Linked DNA regions of Homo sapiens: region 1 is linked to region 2. The links are chromatin loops, found by intact Hi-C in ENCODE. Cell type or tissue: A673. All regions are shown on one strand. Links, peaks and the distances in the headings refer to the core of each region. The heading gives the core; the rest is flanking DNA. Region 1 overlaps LOC105369406 (a long non-coding RNA gene). Region 2 has its middle 70 kb from the start of NARS2.

Region 1 (12,826 bases), core at 2,210-10,209, 1.5 Mb after region 2:
TTTCAGAAATTGCCACCTTAGCCATCTTGAGGTGGGCTTCAAGGCTTTAGAGAAGAAAGGGAAACCACTTTTCATGAGAAAGAGAAGCAATTTGTTACTGAGAAGAAGAGAGGAGAGGAGAGTGATAGAAGTGGGGAGGCCAAAAGATAGCCAGGGCTTTGTAGTGACATCCTGTATTACCCTGGGACACTCCAAAATTTTCCATGTAGTTCCTATTTCCACAATATATGTAGAGTGAATTTATTTCAGGGACTGAGTTTGATGTGGGACAGTACAAAGAGAGCCCCCAGGGAAATTCAGGGACCCAGAGCTTAGTAAAGGGATATGTAGAGACACATGACCAAAGGTTGATAGGATTTTCCCCAATAAGGCTTTGATTATCCCAAAGCCATAGATTAAGGAGATCTCAAGGTACAGGGAGGCCCAGTTAGCATCAGGTGTATATCTATGTAAAACCCAGAACAGTACCTGGTGTATGAGAATTAGTTGCCCAATAAATTGGAGCATATTTAACATAAACTTTCTTTCTTACATTTGACAGGCAACTATGCATTTTCACATACATTATTTATCCTCATTTAATCTTCACAATAATTTTGGCATATTTGGGGCAAATATTTTTCTCAATCTGTTGTTTTCCTTTTTATTTTACTTATGATTATCTTTTCATTGTGCCCACATTTGAAAATTGTATGTAATTGAATATGTCAATCTTTTTCCTTGTGATTTCTTTTGTTGCTTCAAACCTTAGAAGGCCATCATTCCTCCAAGAAATCAGTAAGCACTCAATTGTATTTTTCACTAGTCATCTGATGATTTTATTTTTAAATTTTTTTTGAAAAGTTTAACTCTACACAGTGTCTTCATAAAAGCAGATATAGTGAAACAGGGATAAACTACATTTAGTGAACTAAGAAATTTTACATTAGCTAGTTGTTAGTGGATTTACATGTCATAGATATGTGTGTCTGCATGTATGTGTGTAACCACAATGACCTTGTGAGATATGTTTTATTGTACCCATTTTACAGAAAATCACATTTGCTGAGTCCTTACCTCCTGCAAGGCTCTCTTTTAAGCACTTTGCAGTCTGTCTTTACGGCAACTCTATCACAGAGGTAGGGTTATTATTTTCATTTCACATGTAAAGAAACCAAGGCATCGAGCAGCTAAATCACTTAGTCAAGGTCACAGTCCTGGAAGACGACAGTGTGAAGATTTATACCCCGTCAGTCTGACTCTCGAGCTACTTGCTTAGCTACTCCCACACACAGAAACACTGTAGATCCAAGGGGCTGGGCCCGTCACATGTTAGGTGGGGGTGGGTCTGATGATACAGTCCAGTATTTTCTTCTTTTCTTTTCTTTTCTTTTTACAACTATACTCTCTGAATCAGTCCCCCACTCCCTCCAGATTGGATAGTTGAGATGGCAATATCATTAACATAGAGACATCCTGCTAATTGCACTCAACATTTTGAAATATGAATATAAACCAATCTATAAGGCAAGAGAGAGCAAAATATTCAGAAAAGCAGAAGCTGCAGCGAGTGCAAATGTGCTTCTCAAGGCTGTTTCCACTCAGGGGTTTATGTGCCTGGTAAAAATTAAATGGCTATGTGATAAATTGACCATGAGATAAAGGAATTTTCAAGGGAATAGTGAAGGGAGGAACAAAAATGATTAAGAAAATGGGACTAACTGGGTGAGAAAAGATTAAAGGAGTTAACTGTGTATAGCTGAGCTTGGTAAAGGCAGAAAGGGAGGTGAAACACCAACAAGTATTCAAGCCCAAGAAGATCGAAGGTTAATTCCGTAGGGTAGGAGGACAAGAATTATTTCTGATGGTCTAGTCATTACTCAAATTAAATAAAAATTAATAGGAAAAGAGAAGCAAAATCAGTAGCCAGATACTTTACAAAGTATTCACACAACAACCTAGTCATATAACCAACAGCAAGAGCAGCTAAAGATCAGGTGGGAGAAATGGGAGCTGCTGGCTCCTAGGTGGTCATTTTGTTTTGCTAGGCAGCTTCCAAAAAGCCCCTGCTCTCTTACGTGGTGGGGCCGAATGATCTCTCCTTCCATTCTCGCATCATGCAACCCCTTGCTCTCCGTGTTCTGCCACCTTGCTCTTCGCTCAGCTTCTTGACCAAGCCTAGCATATGTCTCCTTGAGGACTTTCTTGACTGTTATTCCCTCTTCCTAGAAACACAGTTGGTGTAGTCATTGTCATACCTGGTCTTATTCTAACTTTTCTTCCTCATTTATTTTCCATAACTCTATATGATAGCCTTTATTATTGCTCCCTTTTTATAGATGTGGAAACTAAAGTGCAGAGAGTTTAATAGTGTGCCCCCTCCTAAACAGCTGGACTTATTTTTTTCCATTTTCTCTTCATCTTTTCAACTTTTATTCATTCTTTGAGTCTCAACTTAAGGTGACTTCTTTAAGGAAGACTTACCTGACCACCACATCTCAACTATTTCATCCTTTCAAAGTAGCCTTCACAAAATTTTTACTGCATAGCACTTCCATTTGCTTAGCAACTTGCTTTCCTTCAGCTTCTAAGCTCCATGGGAGCAGAGCCCATTGCCTGCTTGAAGTGCCTGCTGCATAGTAGATACTGAACAAACATGTGTTGAATAATTGAATGTGTATGAATTAATACTAATAGTAACTGGAATAATAAAGGAGATGGCCCTGTTCTCTTCTGTGGCCATCTGCATCTGAAATTTTTAGACCAGATCTGTATTTTATACAGTAAAAATCTACCAATATGCTAAATATACCAAAAGAAATGTGTTCAGAGGAGAGTAATAAGCATCTAAGGATGGCTCTGAGGGTTTCAGCTCAAAGCTATGTCTTTTAAGAAATAGTTGATGAATGAAAACTGGGGAAAATGGGCTATGGAAATATGCATAATTATTTTAAATATCTGAAGAACTCTATGTGTTGAGTAAATAAAACGATCAACTACCCTGGTTAATTTAATTTGCTCACCAATACCTAATACCTTCCTACCATCCTCCAAAAATACTGAATAGAAAAAAACAATTTCATAAACAAACAATTATTTTTTAGACCAAGTATATGGAATAATACAAAGGAAAAAGGCTTCTGACAACTGGGAACATAAATTTTACCTTGACTTTGAGGGATACCAACCTGGGCACAACACAAATTGACATCTCATAAAAACAGGCATATTTTTGAACGGTTGAGATTCAGCTGAATTGTATCTCATCAAAACGTAAATTCAAAACAGCTGCCCAGAGTTTTGCTGTGGATGTCTTCTACACACTGATCATATTTGATTACCTGGGCTTTCAATTATTTGCAGAGCCCAAGGAGCAGCCCCAGGGTATTTAGGAATCAGCAATTAGTTCAGTAGGTAAGTGCTGTGCCTAGAGGGCCATCATTTATGAGGAGCTATTCAATTTAACCTGAATCTTACACAAAAGTTACATTTATATAAGGAGTAGTAATTCCTTAGTCTTGTGCTCAAGCCTTCATATTTTGACTTTTAATGTTCACACTACACAACAAACACTTTGGTTAGATTAGCAGGCTGTTCCCTAGGTACCAGGTAGGTTCTCACTCCTCTTCTTACCATTCCTTTGCCTGATTGCTTATCTAAATCCTCATGAGCCTTAGATCCTACTTAAGCCATCTTCCCCGGAAGGCACTCTAGATCTCTGCAGCCCAAATATTTTCTTTTCTTTTCTTATGTCTTTTATGATATCCTTACCGTAGCTGTAAATTGTGATAAACTCATCTTAGCACTAAATTAGATAATATCATGCAAGGTGATTTACCAATGTATGATCTATTTTACCCTTCTGAAAACGTTAGTTTCTTTTTCTTTTCTTTTTTTTCTTTTTTTTTTTTTTTTTTGAGATGGAGTTTCACTCTTGTTGCCCAGGCTGGAGTGCAATGGCAAGATCTCTGCTCACCGATACCTCTGCCTCCTGGGTTCAAGTGATTCTCCTACCTCAGCCTCCCGAGTAGCTGGGATTACAGGCATGCACCACCACGCCCGGCTAATTTTGTATTTTTAGTAGAGACAGGGTTTCTCCATGTTGGTCAGGCTGGTCTCTAACTCCCATCCTCAGGTCATCCACCTGCCTCGGCCTCCCAAAGTGCTGGGATTACAGGCGTGAGCCACCGCACCTGGCTGAAAACGTGTTTCTAATTGAAGGCTATGTGTATCTTTTGTTTACAAACCCCAGTAGGGTATTGTGCAAAAAAAAAAAATTGTTAAATGAATCTATAGCGACTTTGAATCGACAAAGGTATTTTTATACATTTTAAATATTTTATCAGATTGTATTTATTAATATTCCAATTCACTTCAAAAGGATTTGCAGTAGAGCACCACAAAGGCAAACACACATTACAGTTTCTGGAAAGAAATAGACTCAAGTTGTAAAAAGAAGAAACATCAGGATATGTTAGCCATAAGAGTTAATATTGGGATGAACATTAAACTTGGTTCTGAGTCTCTTGATAGCCAAGGAGATACATGATATGTTTCATTATCTGTTTTGATCTGATAAAATGTAGTAGACTGATTCTTTATCATTTTTCTTATATAAATTCCAATGCAAACTTATCTCTGGTGATGTTACATAAGGGATCACTAGGTAAAACAATGAATAATGTTTTCAATACTTTTTACAACAAATACATAAGTGATCTTCTCATGGGTTTTTCTTCTGATGTTCGGTAAAGACCAGAGGTATAATTGAGACTATGTAGAGATATAAACACATAACACAATATTTAGATAAAATCCTAGATAAAATGCATATATATATATATATATATATATATATAGAGAGAGAGAGAGAGAGAGAGAGAGAGAGAGAGAATTTTTGTTCTCAGTTGGGCTTTTGAGATAAATAATTTAGGGAGTTTTCTAATATCTTCATTCTTTGTCACTGGGTTTTCATTTTATGACTAACTTATAAAGCTTAGCTGCTGGAATCATTATCAGCTACTTCTCTATTCTTATTAACTTTATACTCATAAGACTTACATTTATTGGTAATAATTAGACAAATTAATATTTATTCTTAGAATCTACAGGATACCTTACTATCCATTATTGAACATGATCCTCACAAGAACATTAACTAAGTGCTATCACTATCTCCATTTCTTATATAAGAAAATCTACTGGATGTGAAATGAACAGATACCTGAGTTCACTCTGCACGCATAATGTATACATTAACACGATGGAGGGTGGGGATGGTGGGGATGGTGGTGATGGTGCGTCCATTTTTTTCCCAAGATAATCCATTTTGAAATAGCAGTGCCATCTAGCGGTTCTTTTAGACACCAAAGGAATGAGGTTGTTTCAAGATGGCCCCTGGATAGTGTAATCAACATTTTATGCTATTCTACCATGCCTTATCTGAGCTAAGAGCATTTACTGCTAGTTGACAGATTTTTGACCTTTCAAATGGAAAGTGCACCACATCTACCCCAAATCATTCAAAGCTATTGATCCTAATAAATAATCTGACCTCAACCAGTGGTTCTCTTCCAGTTATTTAATGCTTAAGAAAGCCAACAATGTAACCTGAAGAGGTCAAATGTGATTAGGAAGGACCCATAGACATGATATTATCAGAAAGTGGCTGACCTGTGTGGGCATGTATCAAAGAAAAATGACATTTTTTCCCATATGTTTCCTAAGAAATAGGACACTGAAATATTGTTCCACAAAACAAGATGAAGACCGTGGATAACAACAATAATAATAAATAACTAATGTGGTGCTTCACATTTTAAAGGATACAAAACTATTTCACATACATTATTTCATGGCTTTCCTATTCGCATTTACAGGTAGTGCCTATTTTTCTTGGTTAGTTCATGTCATTAGCTTTATTTAGAATACTCTCTCCTATTCATGTTTACAGTAAAGCCAACTAAAGTGCCACTTTCTCCCTTAAGTGTTTATTTACCACCCCCTTCAGCTTATCACCATGAAGTGCTAGTTTTATTTTTACCCAGGTCTTACTATACCTTGTTGTTACCTGTCTTAGAATACTTATCTTTTTTGGTCTTGTTGGTGTAACTTTTGCATATGTTCTATATCCTCTATTTCATCAAATAGACTGGGTATCTTAAGCCTTGGTATCTCAAGTTATGGTTACTCTCTAAAAGATATCATCTAACTGGCCTAAGGCCTATTATCATGATGTCCAGAGACTCCTATGTAGCTGATCCTTGTTCTAGTTCGGCAGCTCAAAGATTAGGAATGCATTTAGACCAGTGTGGCCAGACTGGGAAGTCTGAGGGTAATAAGTGAGAATTATTTTCAATGCTGAGGGTTGTAGTTCTGTGCTTTACTCTGTAGTCATGTTGCATATTGCACAACTCAAAATTTGATAAAATACACTTGCCTGGTAGGAGGCAAACCCAGCACTGACTAGACCCCTGCTCTATTCTTATATACATAAGACTGAACTTGGAATATGAGTGGGGCAGAATTGAATTTTCTATAGCTTTGATCTGATCTTCACTCACACAAATAGTATCATTTGCAACTAGGCATCCCCCAAGTGAGGATTTATAAGTCCCAAAACTCACACCTCTGCCTGTCTTGAGTGATGCTGCTGATTCTTCTACCATCTTAACTACACTAACTTTCTTCTTTATACTGCAGATAACTGAAGCTTAATTGATCAACTCAAGTGATGCCTGGAGTTCTCATCACATTAATCCTTTAGTAGTGGCTGTACCCTTAGATTAATATTTGGTTCAGGGTGTGAGTTTAATAGATGATTATTTAATAAATGCAAGTATACATGAATGAATAAAACTATAAATTACCGAATGAATGGGGGAAGAAATGTATGCAAGCAGGGTATGAGATGATACTGCATTTTTATTTTCCTTGATTCATTTATTCAATAGACATTTATGAGGTACCTCTGAAGCACAGAATTCTACAAAGTGTTGGGAGAATATGTTTGAACACATGGTCAAGTGTAACAAAGTGGTGTAAGTCAGAAACCTGATTAAGGTGGTATGTTTTTCCTTCAAACTTCATAGGACACCGCTTGGCCACCTAGTGAATATAACATCCACTGATAACTGTACCAGGTAGTTGGAAAGTAGCCTCAGACATAGACAATTGTGACATTTAAAGCATAGAAAAACAGAGAAAACAGCAAGTAGCCATGGTCCCACCCCCAAGTTAAACACTGTTGACGTTTTAGTCTTTGACATTTCAAGCATATTAATGAACCCGAAGCACACACATTCTAATGTTAATGGAGCTCTTAATATGTGCCAGGTGCTAGGCACAGTTTCTCTTTGTCAATGTCATATTATTTAGCTACTGTCTTGGATGTGCTCCTTCCAGGGCTCCCCTTTAGGACTGAAGCACATATTTCCCAACTGCTAGTAAGGTTAGGAATGTTATCTTGCAGAGAGTGCTCCGTTGTTAGCCCTCACCAATAATTGCCTCAGCCATAAAGAACTGCCTCTCAAATTCTTGCCTCCTTCCAGGGCCAGTCTGTATAAGATAACTCACTCATATGAGAGAATAAAGGGCTGCCTACCCACCCACAACTTGGGACCCCACTGAAAGGCAATCCCAGTTTCAGAGCTTCTTATGGGAGTGGTTATGTTGTAACTGCTTTGCAGCCCAACTTCTCCCTCTGCTCAATGCAGCTGCTTTCTTTCCTCCACAGGCATTGGCCCTAAAGGCCCCTTTCAATAAAGCTTGCAAACACTCACCTTTGTCTGACAGCTATTTGAGAAGTATTATTACATATGATTAGGCCATATTTTAAATTCCCATTTTATAGATGATGAAACTGAAGGAGAAAGATGGAAGCATGTGGCTCTAGGTCCTGCTGAAAGGAAAAGCCTGAGCAAGATCTAAAGGTCATTTCATTACTGAGATCCAGTGTAGAATAAGCTGATTAAATGGGTTTATTAGCAAAAGAACTGATTTCAGCATCTATTTTCCCAATCCAAAAAAGAACGGCGGCAGTGGGTCCTTTCAGGTATGAACTTCTTTCTCCCACCTTTTCTACTTTATCTCATCCCACAACTCCCAACAAATAGGGATTTTCTTTTGTAGCACTGGTATTTTTGACTCAATGAAGAAGGCTCTACTAAGCAGGCTTAAACTTGAAGGTTGCGGAGGCTGGTGCTTGGAATTGAGATGTGCAAGAGGTCCCAACCTGGGAGAACCAAGTGAGATGCCCTGAGGACAAGAAGGAGACTTTGGGCCCTTAGTGCCAGAGAATTGTGTCCTGTTTCCATGGAGCTACTGGGAGCTGTGGCAAGGCCCCTGAGAGAGCGGTACAGCAGTGCAAGAGGGAGTTCACACTAAGGGTCATGGTTTTTGAAGCTGCAGCAAAATATCCTCATGTTTGGTGAATGAAGCTACTGGCATTAGAATGGAAAATATTGGCTTGGATGGTGAGCCTCTCTAAAATGGTACAAGAAGCCAAATAACTCCCCCAGATTATGGCAACACATAAACCTGGGGTTTCTGTAGGATCCCGTGGATACCACCCACTAATGTCTGAGAATGAAATTAGCAATAGTCATGTAGGCGGATGTTGGAGCAGAATTAATTTTATTTAGAGATATACAGAAGTATAACATGCCCTGCTGTTAAATGTGGTAGAACAAAATATCATTTCTTCCAAGATGAATACAGATAGATAGATACAGCTAAAATAAATGATGTACTTTTAAACTGATCATATTTCAGTGACAACATTTCCAATATTTGTGTAGACATCAATTATGTGGGTTTTAATAATCTAACAATTAATGTAATTAATGTAATATTTACTCCTAACCATTTAAATTGATTTAAATTTTTCTTTTTATAAACAACATTGTAATAAACATCCTTGCATGACTGTTTGTTTACATCTAATGTTATTTCTTTAGGATCAACTCTTAAAAATGGAATTGCTGAGTCTTATAGAATGTACACATTGTTGTGTCTTTGATACACATTCCCTATTTGCTCCCCTGAAAATTCAATCTACTCTAAGCACCCACCAGCCCATGTTCCCACATCCTCATCATTAGGTATTCTTTTTCTTTAAGAATTGCCAATTTTATGTGCAAGATGTGGCTTTTGATTACTTTTAGGTACCAACATTCACTGTTTTCTTGGAACACTTTGATATTTATAAGGCGATCAGTATAGACTCTCAGGGTAGAAGTATTTAAAAGGGCCAGATTTGCAAAGATCTAGAGTTCTTCATAAATGCTTTATTTAACCTGCCAACTATGAAAGTCTTATCTAGGATTTTTCAGGTGGAACAGACAAGTTGGATGGAAATGATAAATATAACTGCATTAGATAATAGAATTCAGTCTCTCTGTATTCCTAAATCAAAGCTGCCTTTCCATGTAGGATATCCTTAAAATACAAAGACAACAAAAAATAATATCACAAACATTGATATTGGAGTACGGACAGTTCAAAACAGCACAGAAAAGCAGATATCAAACTTTCTTAGCCACTAGGGATAGACTCTGGCCTTTATAATAATTGGCATGTTTCTCCTTCAGGTCAACATCTCCATTTCTCCAATAATTGTGCAAACACAATGGAAACATCAAATATATTAAATACATAAATAAAATTTTATGTATTAAGTACATAAACAAATGAATAGACATACATTTATGTACTTAATGATGTTTATTTGTACAAATGAATATTTATTCATTTGCTTATGTACTTATTCAAGATGTTTATACTGAACACTTACTTTGTGCCAGACGTTATATTAAGTGCTTTATTTTCATGGTTATCTCTTTCAAATCTTACAAAACAATAAAAAATCAGGCCAATGAACTTGATACTAGTATCTATATTAGTTTCCTAGGACTGCTGTAGAAAAGCACCATAAACTGAGTGGCTTAACCAACAGAAATCTATTGGCTCACAGTTCTGAAGGTTCAAAGTCCTGGATGAAGGTATCTGCAGGGTCGCTTCCTTCTGAGGGTTGGAAGCATCTGCTCCTTGCCTCTCCCTTAGCTTCTGGTGGTTTGCTGGCAATCTTTGGTGTTCCTTGGCTTGTAAAAGCATCACCCCCTCCTCTGCCTTTACCATCACATGGTGTTCTCCCTTCCATGTCTTTATCTAAATCTCCCCCTTTTACAAGAACACCGGACATGTTGGAATAGGGGCTCATCCTACTACATTATGACCATACCTTAACATGAACAGTTTTATATGCAAAGAACCTATTTTCAATGAAGTTCACATTCTGTGGTAGTGGGGTTAAGGTTTCAATATGTGAATTTGGGGGAACACAATTCATCCCATATGAGATCCCATATACAGCCATGAAAACTGAGACTCAGAATATATCTATGAGGGACACACATGCAGTATTAATTGTATGTAGGCCACCGCTTTTACTTGAGCAAACCAGGATATGAAGCCATTATATTTTCTATCAAATCAGGAGGTCCTACAACTTCAAAATCCTAGACATGTGATAGAGCAAAGTATGAGGCTAAAAACACACATAAAAGCTAAAATGACAGGGCAATCTGAAGGCCAAATTGAGTGGCTTTTATTAATTCTGAAGGGAGTCACAAAACATTTATGAGCAAGTGAGTAAAATGATGAAAGTTATGTAACTCTGGTGGTGAAATGTTGAATAAGGTCTGTATTTCCCAGAAAAAGAAATACAGTTTCATAGTAAGCACATTATCTCCCTAATACATACTCATCATTATCATGTTTTAGCTTATATTGAAGTATCATTTCTTCAGTGACAAGTGTCACAACTAAGGTTAGTGGCAAAGCTAGAGGAAGCACCCAAGATTTTCACTCCTAAGAAGTTCATCTGTCTCCTATGCTTCATTGCAGCTCTCTGATTCTCCAGCACCAACTGGGTGTACAACAGTTCCCTCTCATTCTGACACTAGCTACCTGGAGTCAGCATCATTTAAGTCAGCAGATTTAAGGATTCAGTCTCACAAGACTGCCCTTACTTCAGATCTCAGCAGCAAATCCCAGGTCCCCAGGCTACCTATATTTCTCTCCAACTTGGCTGCAAATTACAGGGTTCCCTTGATCCTCTCTCAGTTTCAATAATTTGCCAGAAGGGCTCACAGAACTCCTGAAAACACTATATAAACTTACTTACATTTACTGGTTTATTATAAAAGGATGCAGGAAGAGTCAAATGTGAGTGATATGAAGGGCAGTGTTGGGGGTGTATGGCAAGCTTCCATACCACCCTCCCAGGACCTCTAGGTATTCACCAGCCCAGAGGTTCTCTGAACCTCCTTATTCAAGACTTTACATAACTCAATCTGCAGCCCCTCCTCCCTCCCTGTGGTGAGGAGGAAGAAGAGGCTGAGAATTTCCACTTTTTAAATCATGTGTTGGTTTTCTGGTGACCAGCTCCCATCTTGAGGCTATCTAGTGGCCCAACCTCAGTCACCATATTAGTATAGACATAGGCTTGTTCCAAAGGGGCTCATTACGAATAACCAAAGACTCTCTTACCACTCAGAAAAGTGTAAGTTTTAGGAACTCTCTGCCAGGAACCAGGGACAAAGACCAAAATATGTATTTTTTATTACACCAAAGTAGTCTTAGCGTGATAGAGTGATTGAGAGAGAATATATTAATTTTTTCAATCCTAAGAAATTTCACCTTACAGTTATTCTTTGACTCATCCTGGGCATATTCATGTCTCCAAATTAAGAAAAAACACTAGGAGTTCTTTAAAAGATAGAAATTGCTCATCAAATAGCTTTAATGTACCAGGAAATATGCCATATTGGAAACAGCAAATAGCATGTTGTGATAATGGCCATTAGTAATTCCAGGCATTTTGGTTTCTCAGATACTTTTCCTGGGCTTCATTCTCACGATAGTAAAATCAGCTTAGATTTGTCTAGCACTTTACAGTTTACATGTCTTGACCTTTATCCCATTTGAACACCTAGCCTGACTGATATCCTTCCTGAAATTGACAGCTTATTTTTTTGTCTCTCTAGGATCTATTTGCCTCAGTTCGATTGGTGGAACCTAGACTCGTGTCGTTAGTGCTCTCACTATTCAAAAACAAAAACAAATAAGAAAAAGGAGAAACAAAGTCTTTCTGTCCTTTAAAATGTGGATGACTCCCATGGCCTCTGCCTAACCCACCTGACATACTGAATTTGTGAGTGTTCATCCTTCTCACCCCACTCCTAATATTCTAGCCGTACTTCCAGCCTGGCTTTGTTCTGGCCAGCCATCGTGGTATTGTGTAATAGTAACAGTTAAAGGGTGAGCAAAATCCTGCAACAGCTCTTATTATAATTATAAACAATAAAACCATCTTCATCATATGACCCGCAGCCTGTGGCTAAAGGCAAGCCAAAGAAACAAACTAACAGCTCAATGGGAAAAATAAATGCTATACGTGATTGGCACATTTAAGCCACAGCAATTCTGACAGATTATTACTGGCTTCTAGTGAGACAAGTAATGGCAGTGGGATGTCAGAACACTTCATGATGGTGGGAAGTCTAACCTTCAGGGCCAGCAGCAGTACACTGAGAGGGGGTGAACTGGGCCTTGAAGGGAACCAAAACCATACCACAAAAGAAATGTTTAGCTTACAGAAAATAAATGGAGGAAACTGATCTCTCCCTTTGATTCCTGAGAGCCTGCATTTCTTGCATGCTCCCAGCCGACCTCCAGTCCCAGATATGTATGTACAAAAAACACTCTAAAAATAAAATAAAAAGTCACCTGGAGAACAGTATGTCTCTGAATTCTATGTGACATAGATAGGCTCACCCTTTTAAAC
Region 2 (12,826 bases), core at 1,901-9,900:
CAGTGCCCACTCTGGCCGCGCTTGAGGAGCCCTTCAGCCCACCGCTGCACTGTGTGAGCCCCTCTCTGGGCTGGCCAAGGCCGGAGCTGCCTCCCTCTGCTTGCGGGGAGGTGTGGAGGGACAGGTGCAGGTGGGAACTGGGGCTGAGCGCGGCGCTAGCGGGCCAGTGAGAGTTCCAGGTGGGTGTGGGCTTGGCGGGCCCTGCACTTGGAGCAGCCAGCCGGCCAGCGCTGCCAGCCCAGGCAGTGAGGGGCTTAGCACCTGGGCCAGCAGCTGCGGAGGGTGCGCTGGGTCCCCCAGCAGTGCCGGCCCACCGGTGCTGCGCTCGAATTCTAGCTGGGCCTCAGCTGCCTCCCGGTGGGGCAGGGCTCAGGACCTGCAGCCCGCCATGCCCAAGCCTCCCCCCAAACCCCCACCATGGGCTCCTGTGTGGCCTGAGCCTCCCCGATGAGTGCTGCCCCCTGCTCCGTGGTGCCTGATCCCATGGACTGCCCAAGGGCTGAGGAGTGTGGGTGCACAGCGCAGGACTGGTGGGCGGCTCCGCCTGCAGCCCTGTGCAGGATCCACTAGGTGAAGCCAGCTGGGCTCCTGAGTCTAGAGGGGACTTGGAGAAACTTTATGTCTAGCTAAGGGATTGTAAATACACCAATCAGCACTCTGTGTCTAGCTCAAGGTTTGTAAATGCACCAATCAGCACTCTGTATCTAGCTAATCTGGTGGGGACTTGGAGAAACTTTATGTCTAGCTAAGGGATTGTAAATACACCAGTCGGCACTCTGTGTCTAGCTCAAGGTTTGTAAACACACCCATCAGCACCCTGTGTCTACCTCAAGGTTTGTAAATGCACCAATCAGCACGCTGTGTCTAGCTCAAGGTTTGTAAACACACCAATCAGCACTCTGTATCTAGCTAATCTGGTGGGTACTTGGAGAACCTTTGTGTCTAGCTAAAGGATTGTAAACACACCAATCAGCACCCTGTGTCTAGCTCAAGGTTTGTAAATGCACCAATCAGTGCTTTGTGTCTAGCTAATCTAGTAGGGACTTGGAGAACTTTTGTGTCTAGCTCAGGGATTGTAAACGCACCAATCAGCGCCCTGTCAAAACGGACCAATCAGCTCTCTGTAAAACAGACCAATCACCTCTCTGTAAAATGGACCAATCAGCAGGATGTGGGTGGGGCCAGATAAGGAAATAAAAGCAGGCTGCCCGAACCAGCAGTGGCAACCCGCTTGGGTTGCCTTCTACGCAGTGGATAATTTGTTCTTTTGCTCTTTGTGATAAATCTTGCTGCTGCTCACTCTGGGTGTACACTGCCTTTATGAGCTGTAACCCTCGCTGCGAAGGTCTGCAGCTTCACTCCTGAGCCAGCAAGACCACAAACCCACCATGAGGAATGAACAACTCCAGATGCACCGCCTTAAGAGCTGTAACACTCACCATGAAGGTCTGCAGCTTCACTCCTGAAGCCAGTGAGACCACGAGCCCACCAGAAGGAAGAAACTCCGAACACGTCCGAACATCAGAAGGAACAAACTCTGGACACACCAACTTTAAGAACTGTGACACTCACTGCGAGGGTCTGCAGCTTCATTCTTGAAGTCAGTGAGACCAAGAACCCACCAATTTTGGACACATTTCCTTTAAGAACTGGAACAAGACAAGGATGCTCACTTTCACCACTCTTACTCACATAATACTGAAATCTAGCCAGAGTGGTCAGGCAAGAAGAAAAAAAGGCATCCATATTAACAAGAGGAAGTCAAATTGTCCCTCTTAGCATACAATGTTATTTTTTTATATAGTAAGACTTTAAGATTCTACCAAAAAAAGGGTAGAATGGATAAAGGAAGTCAGTAAAGTTGCAGGATACAATATCAACATACAAAAATCAGCAGCATTTCTATACGCTAATAATGAACTAGCTGTAAAAGGCATCAAGAAAGCAATCCCATTTATAATAGTTACAAAAATTACCCAGGAAAAAATTAACTAAGGAGATGAAAGACGCTTACAAGGAAAACTACTAAATGCAGATAAAAGAACTTGAAGAGGACACAAACAAATGGAAAGGCATCTCATGCTCATGGATCAGAAGGATATTTTTTAAAAGAACATACTCTCCAAAGCAATCAACATATTCAATACAATCCCTATCAAAATACCAATGACATTTTTTATAGTAATAGAGATAACAATCCAAAAATTTCTATGGAATCACAAAGACCTGGAATAGCCAAAGCAATTCTGAGCAAAAAGCTGGAAGTATCACACTACCTGACTTCATATGTACTACAAATCAGTCCCAGCTACTCAGGAGGCTGAGTGGAAGGATCTCTTGAGCCTAGGAGTTCGAGGCTGCAGTGAGCTATGATCACACTACTGCACTGCAGCCTGGACAACAAAATGAGACCCTATCTCAAAAAACAAAAAAGAAAAGAGAAGAAAAGAATAGTTACATTTATAGAAACCATTTTATCCTGAAGGAATTTGCAACTCTTTCAATAAAACTATGAATTCAATTTATTAATAATTATTATAGTACTATGGAAGTTATTTATTCCATCTTGAGTGTTTTGGTAGCTTATAATTTCCAAAGAATTGACTTATTTCAATGAAGTTGTTGAAATTATATGTGTAGTATTGTGTATAGAAATTATGTATTCATATTCTCTAATTATCTTTTAATTTCTGTTGGATTTGTAGTGATAGCCTGTTTATTCCTAATATTGGTAATTTGTGTCTTCTCCCTTTTTTGTCTTACTAGAAGTTTTATAGTTTTATTCATCTTTTTAAATAACTAAGTTTCAATATTTTTGTTGGTTTATTTGATTTCTGCTCTTTATTATTTCCTTTTTTTCTGCTTGCTTTCTGTTAATTTTGCTCTTATTTTCTTGTTTCTTAGGGTAGAAAGTTTAGATTCTTGATTTGAGAACATACTCTTTCAATTATCTTAAAATTGTGAAAACTTATTTTATGACCCAGGATGTGGTTTATCCTGGTGAATGTTTCACGTGCACTTGAAAAGAATGTGCATTTGGCTGTTGTTGGGCAGAGTATTATATAAGTGTTAATTAAATCTAGTTGGTTGATGGTTTAGTACAGTTCTTCTATATCCTTGCTGATTTTCTGTCCATTAATTCTATTGATTACTAAAAATGGCATGTGGAACTCTCCAACTATAATTGTGGATTTGTTGATTTTTTCTTTCAGTTCTGTCAGTTTTCGCTTCATGCATTTTGAACCTCTGTTGTTAAATGCATGCACATCTAAGTTTGTTGCATCTTCTTGGTGAATTGACCCTTTTATCGTGATAATTTATCTCTGGTAATTTGCTTTGAAGTCTGCTTTGTTTGATATTAATAATCACTGTGGCTTTTTGATTAATGTTTTCACAGTATTTTTATCATTTTTCTTTTTTTTTTGAGATGGAGTCTTGCTCTGTCACCCAGGCTGGAGTGTAGTGGCATGATCTCGGCTCAGTGCAACCTCCGTCTCCCAGGTTCAAGCGATTTTCCTGCCTCAGACTCCTGAGTAGCTGGGATTACAGGTGCCCACCACCATGACTGGCTAATTTTTGTATTTTCAGTAGAGACGGGGTTTCACCATGTTGGCCAGGCTGGTCTCAATCTCCTGACCTCGCGATCTGCTCGCCTTGGCCTCCCAAAGTGCTGAAATTACAGGTGCGAGCCACGGTACTAGGCCATCATTTTACTTTTAACTTATGCATAGCTTTATATTTAAGATGATTTTTAAAATACAACATATAGTTGGGTCATATATTTTTATCCTGATATCTCTTTTAGTTGATGTGTTTAAATCATTTGTATTTATTGTAATTATTGACATCTTTGTATTTAGGCCTTCTATTTTGTTATTTGCTTTTTCTTTGTTTTTCATTTTCTGTCTTCTTTTGGGTTCTTTGAACATTTTTTTCTTGTATTTAAATTATTGTGTTTTTACTATATGTCTTTTAGTCATTACTCGAGATTGGAATAGATGTTCTCAATTTTTTGCTCAGAAATAATAAGAAATATTCACTACTTCAAGTGGAATGTAGAAAGATTATTATGTAGTTCTTTTTACCCTCCCTCCTCTGTATTGAAACCCTTTGAGACTCTTTTACTTTCAGACTCTTTTACTTTCAACAATCAAACATATTTTAAAGTACTTAAGAGAAGAATAATCTGTCATGTTTACACAATTATCATTTTTTGTTGCTCTTTTCCAGCTCCTGATGTTCCAAGAGTTCTGTCCAGTTATCATTTCCTTTGTCTGAAGAACTTCCCTGAGCAGTTGTTGCAGAGCTGATTGCTGATGAAAAATTCTCTTAGTTTTACTTCATTTGTGAATTCTTACTTTTACCTTCATTCCTAAAGGTTATTTTCACTGGACTTAGAATTCTGAGTTGACATTTGTTTTCTCTGAGCACTTTAGAATGTTCTGTCTTCTGGCTTTCATGGGTTTTGATGCAAAGTTCACAGTCACTTGAATCATTGTTTCCGTATAAGTAATGTGTTATTTTTTTCCGGACATTCTCTTTTTTTTTCTTTTGCTTTTAATTTCAGTAGTTTGGTTATAATGTCTAGGAATGAATTTCGTTGAATTTGTCTTGCTTGGAGTTTCCGGGGCTTCCTGAATCTGTAAGTTTATGTTTTTCTCCAAATTCGGAAAGTTTTCAGTTTTTATTTCTGTAAGCATGTTTTCTGCACTGCACTGTCTCTTCTCTTTCTCTGACTCAAATGGCACAATTAGACATTTTCATGTGGTCCCATACATCCCTGAGGCTGTATTCATTGTTTCCAGTCTTTTTTCCTCTGTGTTGTTTAAATTGGCTATTTTAAAATGTCTGTCTTCAAGCTGATTCATTCTTTTTCTGTCATCTCCATTCTGCCATATTGAGCCCATCCAGTGAATGTTTAAACTTTTGGTCATTGTGTTTTTTTAGTTGTCAGATTTTCATTTGGTTTTTCTTTATATATTTTATTTCTTTTCTGAGACTTCATACCTTTCATTTGTTTCAAGTATGTTCCTTCTCACTTTTGGAGCACTTTTATATTGCTGCTTTAGTCTTTCATAGATAAGGTCAACATATGTGTCATCTCAGTATTGGCTAAGATTTTCCTCATAGGCCAAGTGTCTTGACTACTTCAAATGTTATAACACTGGATCTTAATTCTATGGAGAGTTTTTTTTTTTTTTTTTTTTTGCAAGCATTTGACTAGATTGGGTTCAGAACATGTTTTGACCAACCTTCTATAGATTGTGGTTTCAATGTCTGCTTGGTTTTCCAAGACACTGTCAGGCTATTCAAATCTGTTCTGCATGTGTGCCACCCAATGGGCAGTCTGGGACCAGAGCCACGGACTCTTTTCTGAGTTCAGTTCTCAAAGTTTATGGCATACTGCGTAGGATCAGATCTATGCATGCGATGCTCAGGGATGAGTCTGGGCATTCACAAACGACTTTACCACTGTCTTGAGCTTCTCCATCATCACCATCTCCCTTGGTATTTTTCATTGCCCTGAGGCCCACATTTTAGGTTTTCCAGCCAGAAATCTCAGGCTTTATTTGCCTCTCTCTGACACACACTTGCTGCAGCTACTGCACCTGCATCTAGGACCAATTGGTGAAAGGACAGAGAGAAAATGTAGTGGAGGTTCACCCATACTCTTGACACCCCCGCTCCTCCAATCAGAGAGAAGCTTCCCCCATGTCTATGGGCCTCCGCTGTTAATGCTGCCACTCTCAGGGGGCCCCTTCCCACTCCTCGAGGTGAAATAGAGGTTTCTTTTGGATGCGCACCTCTGGACTTTCAACTACCTGAGTCAAGGCGTGGGGATACCAGAGTGGAAAAGGGAGGTGAATTCTGCCAGTTCAGTGGCCCTCCAAATTTTGTTCTTCTCCAATCTGGCTGCCACTATTTGCTTTTCGGCTCCACATAGCTGCTCTATGCAGCCTGTGCAGGTTCTCTAACTGCTCCACTTACTTGGATATTTTACTTATTTAAAGAAGAGTTCCAGTTAATGAAGGAATAATAGACTAAGAAGTCAGCATTTTTTTATTTAACGTCACCAAATCTTATCACTAGAAGTAGAATAATCAAACACTATGTGTCCCCCATTAGATGTAATAGAAAGTACCTATGAGTTAGTCTTGCTTAAAACAATTGAACCTGAATTTAATTAAGCCTTTAGTGCTACATGCCAGCTTCTAGGAATTATGAGGCCTGAGAACAAGTAAAGTGACACCATGAAGAACTAGCCGCTAAATCCAGGTTGTGAGATATCCTGGAGTACAAATAACCTTTTTCTTTAATAAATAAATAGCATTAAAAAGAAGGGAAAACTATTATAGAATGGAGAGACTTCAGAAACACAACACATAAAGGGGGGATAAGTAATAGTACTCACGAGATTCTTAAGATTCAATTAGAAGAGCAATGTGAAGTGCTTTTCACAGTGCCTGGCAAATGGTCAATGGAAATGATTACTACCTTGTGCCACCTCTCAGAGTCTCAGTCTCCTTTTGTTTGTAACACACTAGGAGATGACAGCCTCCCCCTGTCTTAACAGTTAAGGAATTCAGCCACCTTAGTCCTCCATCCCTCTGCACCTGGTCAAGAAGGTGGCCTTGGCAGTATCTGCTGCAGTGTGCACAGTTGGCCGGTAGATGGCAGCTCAGGCCAGTTTATCTGGAGCCTTGGACCCAGGAAGAGCTAGTTCTGTTTTTGCTGCAAGAGGCTAGGTCCTGCTTGACCACCCATCAGACAGTATTCACCTTCTCTTCCTAGGTAGGAGGGATAAAGCTAAAGGAAGAGAATCGGTGGAGCTTTTTAGATATAATAAGGGCTAGCAGTTTGCTGAGAATTCCTTATCTGCTGGGCAGAGAGGTATTCTTCAGACCCCATTAGACCAGGGCTTGGGCACTGCCTGGCCAGCTGTCCCCAAACTCTGTTTCTCATCCCGTGAGTCCCAGTGCCTGCTGCCTCATCCTGAATCACTGGTGTGCAGGTACAACCTGGCTTAGCTTCTCTTCCCACCAGACTGAGGGAATTAACACCTACACACTCATCCACACCTGGTGTAAGATGTCCTTGAGGGAAAGTTTGCAGAATGAGTAAATAAGTGAATGCCTTATGGATCTTCAGTTATATATCTCTCTTCCTAAGTAGACCAGTAAATTCCAGGACAGGGTGTACACATTTTCTTTTTGTCTCAGCCTAGGAGGGAGTCTGGGTAGTGATGAATCGTGCAAGCCTGGAACTAGGTTGCTCAGCTTCAACTCCCAGTTCCATCTGCTTGCTACCTCACATGCCCTTGGCAAGTGCCTGCCTCTCCGCCTGAAAATTGGATACTAACAGTACCTCTCTTGTTGTACTGTGGTGAGTAATAAATGAGCAAATGCATTCAAAGTGCCTAGGAAACTGCTTGACACATTGTAGGCACCCAGTACATGTTAATTGCCATCTGAAGCTTTCCTTGCAGTGGGAAAGATTTAATGAACTTACAAAAATGCATTCAAGGAAGAAGTGTAAAAGGCCTAGTGTGGTTGTCTGATAGAGGGAATGGCTCTCAAGAAATAGCTCCTTCTCCTCCTCCTTGTTCTGCTTGTTATTGCTGTTAGCATCATTGATTGTTTAAAGATGCCTAAGTTAAATCTCTCCAAGCCCCATGAGTCGTGAGTGCTGTTTTGTCCACCTTTTTCCAACCTCAGGCACAGCAGCAGCCTCTGTAGTTGTCTGTATGGTGCTGGGGGCACCACATTCAGAACTGAAGGATCCTCTTCACATTGGCCCAGGGAGCAGAGGGAAGGTAGGGACTGCTAGAGCTAATTTTCCTGCTTTTCCTTTCTGGTGTGAGAGTGTGAGGTGCTTTTAGGGCATCATCTGAGAGTCATTGCTGAACCTTGGGACTGTTGTACAGGTCGAAAGGGTTCTCCTATGGAGGTCGTCTGAACTCTAGGAAGTACAGGAGCAGGACAAGGGATGAGCATGATCTTACCTGATCTCACCCATGTTTTTCTGCCTATCAATTTGGAGGAATGGGAAAGTGTGACAGGTGGCCACTAGGTGGCGTTATCAATGTGAAGAAATCAGGGGTGTGTTAATACATCACCTGTCCTGTACAGTAGAGTGGAAGAGCAGATAAACGCCTAGCTGGAGAAAATAAAGCTTCTCATATAAATGCTTCCCAGCCATCTGGCAAGATTTTGGGTGGAAATGGAGACTAACCCAGGAGAATGTGCATGGTGTGTGCATGAATATTTAAGAAAACCAGAGGAGGAGGAGGAAAAGTCAAGTCTACCTGATTGGCCTCTGCCCACCTGTTCAGCCCTAACTCTTAAGGCCCCTCCCCTGGCTCCCCCACGATATGCCAAGCCACCCGCAGGACACATTGGTACCTTAACTCTACGACACCCTCCACCTGGAATGCTCTTCTTCATTTCTTTCTTTGAACAGTTAAGGGGTTGCCTTCCTCTAGAAGCCTCTCCTGATTTATCCTCCCCTAGGCAGAACAGGTTTGTAGTTTCTTTGTGCCCCACAGTCTTTACCTGTGCTCCAAGTCTTTGCCACTTAATGGACTTAGATGTTTACCACTGAGTGGGGGTTTCCTGGCTTGGAGCTGGTGGGAAGGTCTCGGCTGGTTCTATCCAGTCCTGACCCAACATGTATGGAAGGGCTTTCCTGCCCACAGCTTCCCCACCCATTTGGGGGGCTCCAGGGCTCATCCTCTGCCTCAGGTTCTTGAGAATGTCCTAGAATGCTGAAAGTTTGTTCACACTGGGTAAGCAGTGTGGACAGGGCTGCCTCCATAACTTGCACAGCCCAGTACAAAGTGAAAACACAGGACCTTGTTCAAAAATTAAGTGTTTCAAGATGGCAACAGCAGAGCATTAAACCAAGAGTGGGCCCTAAGCGCAGGACCCTGTGTGACTACACAGGTCGCACGCCTTTGGAGCCAGCCCTAAATTTGGAGTTGAGCGAAGTCTCAGGTGAGCCTTGTGCCTGTGGATGGGTGACTTTCTGGGCACTGGAAAGGTGGTTGTCCATCTTCAGATGTCAATGTATGAAGCCTGTCACATCAGAAACTCCCTCACTCCTGAGCTTTAAGATGTAAGATCGATAGCCTAGAACTTGGAGTTAGGTAAATCTGGACTGATGCTGATTCTATCATTTAATAGCACAAACCATCTCTGGGTCTTATAAAGCTCATCTGCAAAATGGAAGGTAATAATACCTACCATGAATTTTGTTGTAGGTTCAAATGAGATTAAATGTAGGAAGTACTGGGTCTGCAGCCCACACCTATCGTGTCTACTGAGCCACACTGCTTGTCCTCAAAAGCATCTGATTAGAGAGAACAGGGCAGATGTTGGGCCTAACAGTTGGGTGGCACTTGCTCAGTGAGGTGGGTCACCATGTGATGAAGCCCCAGTGAGCTCCTCCTGAGCTCTGTGGTCTCAGGCAGCATCAGCTGAGTCAGGCAAGAACTGATGGGGGGAACTAGGGAGACCTGGAGCAGCTCTCAGATAACAACATCACCATGGGGAGATCCATTTATCATTTATCTAACAAACCTGTGTACAAGGTTCCTGTGCCAGGTACCAGGGATACGGTGGTAAACCAAATAGGTGGGGTCCCCCCACCCCGCGTCAGCTTTAATGCACGTGATTATTGTGTCCTGTTCTCTTGGATGCATCCTTTGCTAGCCAATAAGCAACCAGCATTTACTAGGTGCCTACTGCGGCGTAGGATATGAGATTTCAGTAGATGCTGTGAGACTCCTTCAACCCTCTTGGATGGAAATGAATGAAGCCTGTGTGCTTTCATTCCCAGCAGCTAACACCTGGGAGTCTTTGTAGGCAGGCTGTCCTCAGGCTGCCAGAGCTCATTTTGCCTGAGTGCACGGAGAGCCAGAAGTGCCTGGGTAAAGACAGTCCCAGGAGCAGCCCTTAACTGATGACTGGCAGGTGCAGAGGTGTCAAAAGCCCAGCTGCCTGCCCCCAGGGGGAAAACTCCCAGGTGTGACTTGTTATGTTTCCACAACTCTCCTGCAGGACTTAGCCAAAATTATTCTCTTGGAACTTTGCTGGATTTTCACACCCTTGATCGGCCCTCCCTATTTCCTCTCCCTCATCTCTATTTGTGTACCCATTTTCCCTGGGACCACTTCCTAGTAACCTACTTTCAGACACATCCTTATCTCAGGATCTGTTTATGGGGAACTCCCTGACCCACAACAGAAAGAGGAGAAAAAAGGAGGTAGCAATTGTTCCTGGTCTTTGTGTTACTACAAACAGTGAAGCAATGGGCCAGGAGTCAGTCATTATGAATACTAAAGTACTACTTGGCAAATTATTTTTGCTATAAATTAGCATGCCTTCAGAATTGTCCCTGTAACGTGATCTTTCTCTTTCTTGCTTGCATTCTGAGATGCTTTATGAGTGGGGGAAAAAGAAGAGGTGTTCCTGCGTGCTGGGATTTGCAGATCACCGCCACCCACGTCATCGCAAATCTAGGCATACCTATGGGAGTGGGTCCTACATCAAACATCAACCATTGTGGGTTTTGCAGTGTGAAAAAAGTGGAGACATGCTGGATTGGAGCCCCAGGAAATTTTGGCTTCATGCTTACTGGACTTGGTTTCCAGAAGTGAGGCTCGGAGGCCCAGGCTCCCCCAGGTCCACATGAAAAACACACTTTCCTCTCACCTGATCTTTTCTCACTAAATCCACCTCTTCCAGGAAATTTTCTCGGGTTCCTTCCTCTCTTCACTCAGCCCTCCCTGAGTTCTCCTTTGGTACCGTGGAAAGCAGGTTTTGTTGGAGCTACTTTCTTAGCACTTGGGTACTCCCCCTCTCTCCACCCCCAAGCCAGCTGGAGGCGCTGAGTTTTTAGCCCAGATCACAGGCTGATAGAGCACATTAGGAACCTTAGCCATGGGCAGGACGTGGGGGCTGGGGCTGGTCCTGCTGTCACAGAATCATGGCTATGGGCAGGTGATGAGATTGTGTCCCCCAGAGCTTGGTTCTCCCCACCACCAAACCCATGTGAGTCGAGTGTGGACACCAGGGCACTTGTGTCCATCTCACTGCCACGTTATCACCTTGCCCTGCTTGTTCCTCTAGCCCCTCTGCCTAGACTGACACCTCCAGGGTCTGGACCAGACTCTTGGGTGTTGATGGGATTCTGCTGCCAACAGAATTCTGCTCCTGTACCATCCAGTCTGCACCCTCACACTCCGTAGTGTTGGAGCCCTGGCTGCTGTAAAACTGGCAATGTCTCAGACGCCAGACTGAGCTCAAGCTAATGGAGCCTCTTGAGTCCACTGGGTGGGCCTCAGGCCACCTCTCTGAGATTTCTGGGTTCTAGCAAGCTTGGATGCCGAGGCTTCTGGAATAGTGACAGAGAGCACATGCTCCTTAGTATCACAGAGTCTGTTTTCTGAATCTTTCTAGACTCCCTGATTGAGTGGTGATGCTTATCAGCAAAGGGTCCTGTCTTACACCTTCAGGTTTTCTGAGGCTGCTTAGGCTGGGATCTTGTATATATGAAGTGCTCATTAAATGGCTGTTGACTGATTGTAATTCCTCCTCCAGGCCTTGTCAAGGGCCTGGCTATGGTGTTTATTCATACAGTCATCCATTCTCTACTCATCCATTTACTCACTCATATAATAAATATCCGAATCTGAAAGAATGACCCCATTTCCTCTATTCTCATATCATAGGTTGTTACCCTAAGAACTTAGATATTCATCAGAAGGAATTTCAAAGCTCTACTGCGTCTTGGCCCAGGTAACGGGTACAATTCCTAACTCTGGTAGTCCTGGGAGTGGGCTTATTTTGAAAGCTCTACATACAATGGCAGCTTCTGACGTTCTTTGGGACAGGATGGGCTTGCAGATTACAGGGCAGATAGGAGAATGCTTCTGTTCTTCTCCTTGGGTTTAAGGCTGCATTGCTCCTGAGAAGTGATATTCGTCCTTGCAAGGTGTGTGCGTGTAACTCCACATATATGTTTTGGATTCTTGAAAGGGTGAAGAATGTATTTGCAACTCCTATTGTCCATGAGACATTGGAAGGGGGCTGGTCTGGGGGTGGGAACTGGGGCCCACCCTGGGGTTATTCCAGACTGATTAATTCAGGCTTGAGAAATTAATTGCTAGATTGCCTGACGCGGGCAGGGGTGGGCCCTTGTGTATGGATGGAGTTTCCCAGGGTCTGGGGAGAGATTTCTAGTGTGAAGGTTGGAAGGAGAGCCTCCCACAGAGGTGACTATGAGGACCAGGAACAAGGTCAGGGTGGGATGTGACCAAGCGGGAAGCCCCTGTAAGACGTTTAACGTTTAGCTTCTTAGACGCTTCTCTGGATATGGGAAAGAAAGAGTAGTACTCACTTTTAAGGTCTTTTTCCTCCTATGTTGTAATTTTCTCCACAGCCTCTGATGGATCAGGAAAGTCCTAATTACCCACACAACTTTGAGGGCAGGATTTTAGCGGGACCTGAGGACCTGGGGCTGGCGGGGAAGGAGAGGCCCTGGTTCTTACCTCTTCCTCCTTCCTGAGGGCCTTGCACAGCTGCAGCAGCTTTGCGAGGAGAGTGGCTGAGGTGGTGTGGGTGGGGGGCAGGGAGCGGGCAGCCCGTTCAGAGGAGGCGTGGCCTCCATTCGGAAGGGAACAGGAGACAAGGCCCTCTTTCTCAAATACATCAGAGGGAGTGGGATCTTCGAAGAAAGCAAAAGCTGACCTTAGGGTGACCCACGGCTGAGAAGCTGTTTTGGGTACTGGGAAACACACAGGAAATTAGACAGCCTCGTTGGCCTG

The links. Hi-C counts contacts between places; a loop is a spot of excess contacts. Peaks named below come from ENCODE experiments on the same cell type or tissue, not always from the same donor. Only the 100,000 strongest peaks of a DNase experiment are listed, where the experiment ranks them.
Region 1: a loop joins it to region 2, with 11 times the contacts of the local background. A loop is called at or near these places in 8 of 110 quality-filtered maps.

The regions. Positions count from the first base shown.
Region 1 is chr11:80,150,294-80,163,119 of GRCh38, forward strand. LOC105369406 (a long non-coding RNA gene) reads left to right here. Exons shown (of 4, transcript XR_950350.3): 2 at 6,682-6,753; 3 at 6,933-7,019; 4 at 8,110-8,199. Among named protein-coding and RNA genes, the nearest start is that of LINC02720, 610 kb to the right of the region's middle. RefSeq lists an enhancer at 7,029-7,594. In A673, for the core only: a CTCF peak has its summit at 5,334 (motif pointing left); a DNase peak (open chromatin) is centred at 5,298.
Region 2 is chr11:78,638,729-78,651,554 of GRCh38, forward strand. No RefSeq gene overlaps it. Among named protein-coding and RNA genes, the nearest start is that of NARS2, 70 kb to the left of the region's middle. RefSeq lists an enhancer at 12,672-12,826. In A673, for the core only: CTCF peaks have their summits at 6,661 (motif pointing right), 6,866, 8,050 (motif pointing right) and 8,267; DNase peaks (open chromatin) are centred at 6,693 and 8,073; H3K27me3 peaks cover 1,781 bases.